2 separate regions of the Mus musculus genome follow, and region 2 is linked to region 1. Evidence: chromatin loops called from intact Hi-C (ENCODE). Cell type or tissue: heart. All regions are shown on one strand.

The links. Peaks named below come from ENCODE experiments on the same cell type or tissue, not always from the same donor. Only the 100,000 strongest peaks of a DNase experiment are listed, where the experiment ranks them.
Region 2: it touches region 1 in a loop (1.8-fold over the local background); 3 of 42 quality-filtered maps call a loop at or near these places.

The regions. Positions count from the first base shown.
Region 1 is chr17:5,056,672-5,060,671 of GRCm38, forward strand. All of the region lies in intron 2 of Arid1b (AT rich interactive domain 1B (SWI-like)), which reads left to right. Among named protein-coding and RNA genes, the nearest start is that of Arid1b, 64 kb to the left of the region's middle. In heart, CTCF peaks have their summits at 221 (motif pointing right) and 1,854; a DNase peak (open chromatin) is centred at 1,890; H3K4me3 peaks cover 1,252 bases; H3K27ac peaks cover 899 bases.
Region 2 is chr17:5,130,714-5,134,713 of GRCm38, forward strand. The region is part of intron 4 of Arid1b (AT rich interactive domain 1B (SWI-like)); the gene reads left to right. Among named protein-coding and RNA genes, the nearest start is that of Gm34854, 92 kb to the right of the region's middle. In heart, no CTCF peak of the experiment used is centred here; no DNase peak of the experiment used is centred here.

The sequences.
Region 1 (4,000 bases):
AACCGGTGACTGTAAGGTTCTACTTTCAAAGAGAAAGTTCTGTGTCCTTGGTTGACCAGTTGCCCTGGTGGACTAGATGACGGAGTGGGAGTTGAGCCATTTTCTTTGAGGCCCCTCTTGTGTTGTCTGCATGCTTCTCCCACTAAGGTATCCATTGCTCTCAGAGAGGGGGGTCTGCTGTGTCCCTCCCCGCCACACTGTTTCCATGGCTCCTCTCCTGCTGGCCCTCCAGATGGCAGTCCTCCTCTGCCTGAGGTGAGGACAGGGAAGGGGGCTCTGTGTTCCTCATTGCAGGTCTTTCTGTCCAGCTCCCACCACCCTGATTCCTGAGTCTTTGGGGTTTCGTGCTTTAATTAGCTTGCTTCTTATCCTCTCACCTAGAACAAATTAAAACATTAATTATCGCTTGTCTCTCTGCTTTTCTCCTTCCAAAAATTCTTTGACCTCTTGCCTGCTGCTACCCCAGCTCATGTTTTCTCTGCCCTCACAGATTTAGACTTTTACCTTTTCATTGTTCCTTCCGTGGGGGTCCATACATAGTTATAAACAGGAGCCTTGATCTGTTTATGGAAACCTGTAGAGACATTTTTAGTAAGAGCTTCTCTTACAAACTGTTGTCTACATGTTTGGGTTTCAGTGTGCCACCTGGTAACACTCTGGCTCCAGAAGTGTGTGCATTAAGACCAGAGGGGACTTCAGGAGATAAGTATCTGCGGGGTCGATTGTTGGCAGGGCCCTGGCCTGAGGAGCTGTGTGAGGTGGGGCTGTCTCTGTGTAGATTAGCCAGGAGAAAGTTCGTGGTACTGAGGCAGTGCTTTCAGAGTGATTGCTCCCTCGGGTGTGCAGGGTAGGGCTGGGAGGACAGCCTCTAGGCCAGTGGGTTCTCTGCCCATCCACAGGAGGCCAGGCTAGGGTTGCTGAGTGCCTGTGAGGGGGGCTGCTGTGAGGGATGGTGGGAAGGGACAGTTTTAAGGTGAACTGGGACAAGGGTTAGCAGAGCAGCACCACAGGAAGGCAAGGGCCACAGGCTGGGCCCAGAGGATACTCTCTGTGGTGGGAGTAGACCCTCAGGGCTGCAGCTCTGCCTGCTGCCTGCTGATGCTCTCCCTGATGCTGGAAGCTGCAGGCTCCTTGATTGAAGCCCTGCCTTGCTGGTCTCCACCTACTCCTATTGGAAGATAATCATGTTTTCATAATTGATACTAACAATCTAACAGATATGGCTAGCCTCACTCCTCAGAGAAAGACAGAATGGCATGTATCACAGGCAAAAGGTTTTTTTTTTTTTTTTTTTTTACTAAAGTTTGTGTTTAATGCAATTTTTAGCAATAGAGAACAGAATGGAAAAAGAACCTTCTGATTCATACTTATTAAGCAACCCAGAAAATAAGTTAACTGTAGTAGGGCAATCAGGAATTTTATCTACAGGCACAGCTTCATAGTATCTGTATGTGTGGCCCAGTGCCAAGACCAGTGTGAAACTAAAAACAACAACAGCAAACTGTTAGAGCAATTATAACAAGTCAACTTTGTATCCTTCTGTGTCAGGAATGAAAAATAAAGAGTCCAGCTTCCCCGGCCTGCCGGCCTGCCGGCCAGTATTTAGCATTCCTGCTGCTGTTTACAGAGCTTTGCATATGGTCTTTGAAACCCTGCGTGCTCTTTCAGCGTGAACCATCTACTCACTCTTATCAGCTTTCAAGATGCTGTCTCTCACAGCTCTGCCACTGTTAGAGCAGGTCCGGAATCAAGCAGGGAGCTGGGAAAGAGCTCCGCTGCAGAGCTCGGCTGCAGACCGCCATCCTGGCTGGAGGTTGCTAAGCTTCTGTGTACATTCCTGGTGCCCTCCTGGTGGCCTGATCCTTAGGCCTCCTTAAGTTAAAAATACTGGGTGTGTGTGGTCTTGGCAGCTGGCACGAGGCCAGGCTTTTTATATCCTGCTCTGGCCTGGGAATGGAGCTCAGCAGAGGGGGTGCACAGTGTGGGGAGGCCCTGCTGCCTGGCTGTTCTGGTTTTGTTGTTCTAAGGAAGAGACAGCTGATGCTGGCCCTCCACGCGCATCTTTCTTTTGGTCTGATGTTTGTTAGAGTAGCCATAGAGAGCCAACTTTAGAGTTTAATTTCCTTTCCCCTTTGAAGCCTGTTATACCATCTGTTAGAGAGAAACTTCTATGCCTAACTACTTATACTTTAACTAATTAATTGGGCACTGGGTTCCTGGACATATTTATTAAATGTCAACAACTTGGGACATTTAGTCTTTGTTTTTAGAGTTTTATGTCCAGTAGGATTTTTCTTAAACTATGTCCAGAATATCCTCGGGAGTGTGCACACTGCTTTACATTTTTTGTTATGAATTATTGATTAGATTGTTCTGAAGGTATCCATTTGTTTCTTCCTCCCCACAGCAGCACCTAGGAAGCTGTTTTCTGTCTCCCTCCCTCTTCTGGGTGCTGTTTTACATACTAGCATGCCAGGGCTAAAGGAGGCAAGGCAGACTCATCGCCTGCTTGTGCTATTAGACATCCGTACAGTGAGGAACAGTGCTGTGGAGTCTTCATTGTGAATGCTGTTCAGGCTGTTCCCTGCAGTATGTGGGTCAATGGGTGGCCCAGTTCAAGACCTGGGGCACTTCAGAAGAAGTGAGGTGTCTGCCCCTGGAGAGGTGTCTTCTGGGAGAGGCAAGCATCCATGTGTGTCTTGTGGGGAGGGAGTGGCTAAAGCGCTTATGGCGTATGATTGATAAGCCGATTGTCACAGTCGGGTGGACCCCAAGGAAGGGACAAGCATGTCATTGGCCCTGACAGTGATTGACAAGGGGAGGCAATTCACGTGCTTTCTCAGATGAAGATGCACTAAAGCGTTCTTTTGCACTGTTCTTCCCAAGGCCTCACGGCCACATGCCTTGTGACATTCTTGGGATGTTTTTACACAAAGTGAGGTCCTTTGCAATTTTAAGTATTCTTTACATTTAATTTATGTTTGTGTGTGTCCTGAGTGTGGTGCAGGCATGTCAGTGTGTGGGCACATGGAGGCCTCTGTTGGCCTTGTTGCCTTGAGACAGGGTCTGTCAGCAAACAGGTGCACATTACTTTCTCTAGGCTGCCTGGCCACCAAATCTCTAGGATCTTCCAGTCTCTGCCCCCAGTGCTGGGGTCACAGGTGAGCAGAGCTGTTTCTCACTTTTCTTGTAGATGCTGGGGATTTGAACTTGGGTCTTTATGTTGGCCATAGCAGGTAGTCACCTCCTGGAATTGAAGACTATTTTCTGGCAGACTTTAATGGGTAGCCCTGGCTATGGCCCTGCATGGCAGACTCGAGCTTGCCCCACTTCTTAGCCCATGCGGGAAAGATCCTGCTCGTTCGTTCTGAAGTTGGCCCAGTGCACAGAATCAGCTCTCACTAGGAGCACTTACTTGCTTCCTTCTTTGGAAATGGAAACTGTTGGGCAGAGGGGTGGACATGGCGAGGGTGTTTGAGCACACTATAGCAGACCGTTTTGGCCTGGCCAATGTGAATCGATGTGTTTTTATTAGAGCTCTTTGGCTGATCTTGGACTGTAGCATTCTCACGTTGGACTGAACGTTAACAAAATATGGATGCTTTTCTTCCTTGGGATCGGCTGCTAAATGTAAGGGGCTTTGTGGATCAGTGCTGCGATCTCTTCATTTGTAGGGTGGGAGTCCACTAAGATGGGAACTTATGTGGAGGGGTTTGCTGAGGTTCTGAGTCAGAGCCCTTTGGAAGGCATGTTGGAATAGGCCATGTAGGTGGGGAGAGCCTCGAACTCTACCTTTGCTGGGGATGGAGGACACTTGTGCTCTTTTCTCTCCTTATCTCCCCGCCCACCCGTTTTAAAGTAATTCTGTAAAATATATAAGAATGTAACTGCTTAATGCAAAAGTAAGACCCCATTTTTCAGAGATAAAGTAAGTGTGTGTGTGTGTATGTATGTGTGTAGCCGTGAATAACACAGCACAGTGCTGTGCCCCTGTGCTGTG
Region 2 (4,000 bases), 74 kb after region 1:
AAATGGCTCTCACTTTACAGATTGTCACTTTGCAGGTGATGAGAAGGCACACATCTGTTTGCTGTAACAGGGACATGTGACCAGCAGGCACTCACACTAGCATCCGTGCACTGGTTACTAGTATTTATGTTTTTTTGGATCTAGAAGTAACTATTCTTAATATTAACTGTCAGTTTAAGAGTTGGAATAAATAGAAGGTTCCCCCAACCAAAATCTTCTTTTCTTTTGCCACAGTGCATATGACTTTAGAGCGTGCTCCGCGCCCCCCCCCCCTCATCTTTTTCTTTTTGCCTTCTCTAAATTGTTGTAAAATAACTGAATGGTCTTGTTTTCCTTTGTTTGGGTCAAGAAATTTTAGCTGAAAATTGTTACTGTGTGAAAGAAGATTATTGACTCAACAAGCCTTCAATTTTCCATGAATAACACTCCCACCCCTAGCTTCGGGTGCACGCTGCGCATGCATTCTATTTTAAAATACAGTCTGTAATTTAAAACAGGCAGTTGGATGCCCCACTGAACTTTGTTTAAGCCTGGAATAAAAGAGAGAGAAAAGCTTTAAGCCGCAAAAAGGTGGCTAAGCCTCCTCAACTGCTTGTCTTTCTAATGCATCCATCCTGTTAAAGAGCGAAGCTTGCAGGTAATGTTGCCAGCTGGTGCCACAGCTGGTTTCGCCCAGTTTCAGGCTGTGCTGTGGAGATCTAGTCGCTTGTTTCCAAGACCCCAGGAGTGTCCATTGGCACTAGCCAGTGTGTATGTGCTTACACATATGGTAGTTCAATGCATGTGTGAATATTATTTCTGATATTAATTAGTTAATTAATTTTTTTCAAGGCAGGGTTTTTCTGTGTAGCCCCGGCTGTCCAGGAACTCAATCTGTAGACCAGTCTGGCCTCAAGCGCAGAGATCCTCCTGCCTCTGCCGCTTGAGTTCAATGATTAAAGGCCTGTGCCTTCACCACCTGGCTCTGATTCTAAATGAGTAATTTTGGCAATCATTTGTTATAAGGTAGCTACTGTTGTGTTGGTGTTATATAAAATGGCTTTAGGACACAAATGTTGACCACTGGACTGTTTGCTTTCTGAGATTTAGAAAGTGCTCGCTTGGAAGTAGCGTGCATCTTTCACCTTCTCTTCCTTACAGAAACGACCAACTTGCCATGACTCGTATGGAAGGCACGCTCTGTCAGGGGACCTGCTTGTGCCAGTGTTTCGTGGCCTCAGCCCAGCTCTGCTCTTGAGTAGCTAAGCCATGCTGCCTCAGGGTGATTGCTTCTCCTCTCTGGAAAATGACTTCTGTAGACTGAGTTGCCTCAAAACACCCTTGATCTCCTTCATGGTCACTGTAGGCCTTTTCTGTTAGTATTTAAGAAAGAGCAATAGAGCTGAACTCTCTTCCCTCCTTACAGAGCAGAGCGTCAGGTGCGTGAGGTGAGTCTGCAGGAGGCCCTCTGTGTGGCTCCTACTGCCCCTCATCCTCCATCCTGGTGCCCTTTATATTTTTGTGAAGGGAAACATGGGCTTTATTTAGGAACTTTGGCCACCAAAGAGCCTAGACCTTGTTTGGCCTTTTATTACCAGAGACATGTAGCAGCTCAGAGGCTCCCGCTGTGCCCTGCTTATGTGATTCGTGTGGTAGTCTTTCTTGGGCAGGAGTACAGGACGTCTAGGGGAAAGGCAAGTCCAGGAGAAAGAAGAGAAGCAAGAACACCTGTCGGTCACCGTCTCCGCAGGCCTGCTATACAGTGCAGGGTGGAAAGCGGTTCAGGAGCAGGCTGCAGGACTCAAGTCGTGTGCGCTCGTGTGGGTGTGCATGTGCGTGTGTGTAGGCCAAGAATGTCTCCCTGCACTGGGCAAAAGGGCAGCCAGCCTTGTGAAGCAAGACAGTCTGTGTTCTCTGAACTCTTCACTCCTTTCTAATGTTGCCAAGTTTATTACATGTGCTGTTAAAGTTACCAAATAAATACTTTGTTTCTACAAAGATTTTAGATTTTGATTTGGGAAGTACAGTGAGTGTGTTACCAGTCTTTCTGCTTATCTTTACTAATTTTTGCTTTCTGGCATGCGTTGCGCCATGACATGGTGAGCATCCACTGTAAAGTAGGCCAGACAGAGTGAGTCACAGTCCACCAAGGGAAGGTAACAGCTTCCTGCTACCCCACCCTCCATCTCTGTGCACTCTTCAGTGTCCCTAATGCTGTGATGCGGACAGGGTCTTTCCTAGTCTTTATTTCCCCACTGCTGCTGTTGCCTGCCTAGGAGCAGTGCCAGCCCCTGCTCAGCACTGGGGGTCGGGTTGAGCTTTTGTAGTTGGCTGCTCTGGAGTAAGGCTGCCGTCAGGTAGTAACCCAGCACCTTCTGAGGACTGTTTTCAACAGGCTTACTTGGGAGCGGGCGCTTCAGTCAAAGAATTGCATGCACTGCTAATAAAAGAAGAGTCACTGCCCTGGGAGGGGCCATGAGCTGGAAAGATGCCTCCCAGGGCTCTCAGGGTTTCTGTGGCTGGACAGCATGGCCCTCCCCACAGAGTAATAGTAAAGCCGTTAGCTGTTAGGTGTCTTCGTGGGCTGTCTCACTGACTTTGCTTCTAGGATGGCACAGTGTGTGTTTTTAAGAAATGTGATCCCAGGCGTGGTGGCACACTGGCACACGCCTTTAATCCCAGCACTCGGGAGGCAGAGGCAGGTGGATTTCTGAGTTCGAGGCCAGCCTGGTCTACAGAGTGAGTTCCAGGACAGCCAGGGCTACACAGAGAAACCCTGTCTCAAAAAACGAAAGAAAGAAAGAAAGAAAGAAAGAAAGAAAGAAAGAAAGAAAGAAAGGAAGAAAGGAAGAAAGGAAGAAAGGAAGGAAGGAAGGAAGAAAGAAAGATGAATGACAGCAATTTTATTCTCCAGTGGACATAGATTCCTTTGCATTACTCAATTTGATATACTTTTGACTGATTGACTGATTTTTGCCTATTTTGGAAGAATATTTCTTAGTTTAATTTGCTTCAAATTCCTCTTCCCTGAATGAATATATTTTTCGATGTATGCATTTGTGGACCTAGAATATAATTGTCTTTTTTCCTTATGGAGGGTTCAAGTGACAGAGAACTTGATTTTTTTTTTAGCATGAAATTTTCAGAAGATGTTCTCTTTTAGTCTGTAGAAAAGGCTACCCCGTTGAGCAGCGTGAATTCAGTTGTACATTTAAAGTCCTGCAAAGGACATGGTGCCTGAAGAGATTCTTCTCAACGCTGCAGATGTCCTTGCTCTTCCTGGCCAGGGATACAGCTCCACAGCGGAGCAGTTTCTCACCCCGTTGTACAAGGTCCAAGGTTAGCGCTCCATCCGGACTCAGGAGGGGGGAGAGCTCTCCACCCCAGCCCCCACCGGTGTCTTCATTCTACACCAAGCCTCTGCCTGTTGTTCCCCAGGGGAACAGGGGCCTTTGCTTTAGACATGCACTGGTTTGGGTTTAGTGGACTTTTTTTTTGGTTGGTTGGTTTTTGTTTTTGTTTTTGTTTTATGCTGTTTTAAATGCTGTTTTATGAGCTAAACCCGGAACACATTATAGTCTCCAAAGATAATTAACAAAGCAAAACAGGATTAATATTAACCAGTTTACATGTGTGCATTTTATGTATTTAATTTGATTCAGATTTTGTCTGCTTTGAGCTCAAATTCCCAGATGTGGAAATAGAAAGTGGCCCGTGGTCGGCTGGCCGACGCAGTAGCCTCACTTCAGTCCGCTGCCCATCTCTGGCAGCTCCGCCCAGCTCCAGGCTTCACAGGTTACCACGTGCTGCCCTGCCGGCTTCACACTCACAATGGGGTGAGCTCCCTTTGAAGTGCAACTATTTTGCCCAAATATTTTTTGAGTAACTCCCCTTGCCCCTTAGGCTTTTCTTAGCATCCCTGTATGTTGACATCTTCAAATAGGGTACAGACTCACTCTCAGAAATTAAATTACATTTAACAATTAATGATTACTTCTTATGCCTAAATGGGTGTATTAGA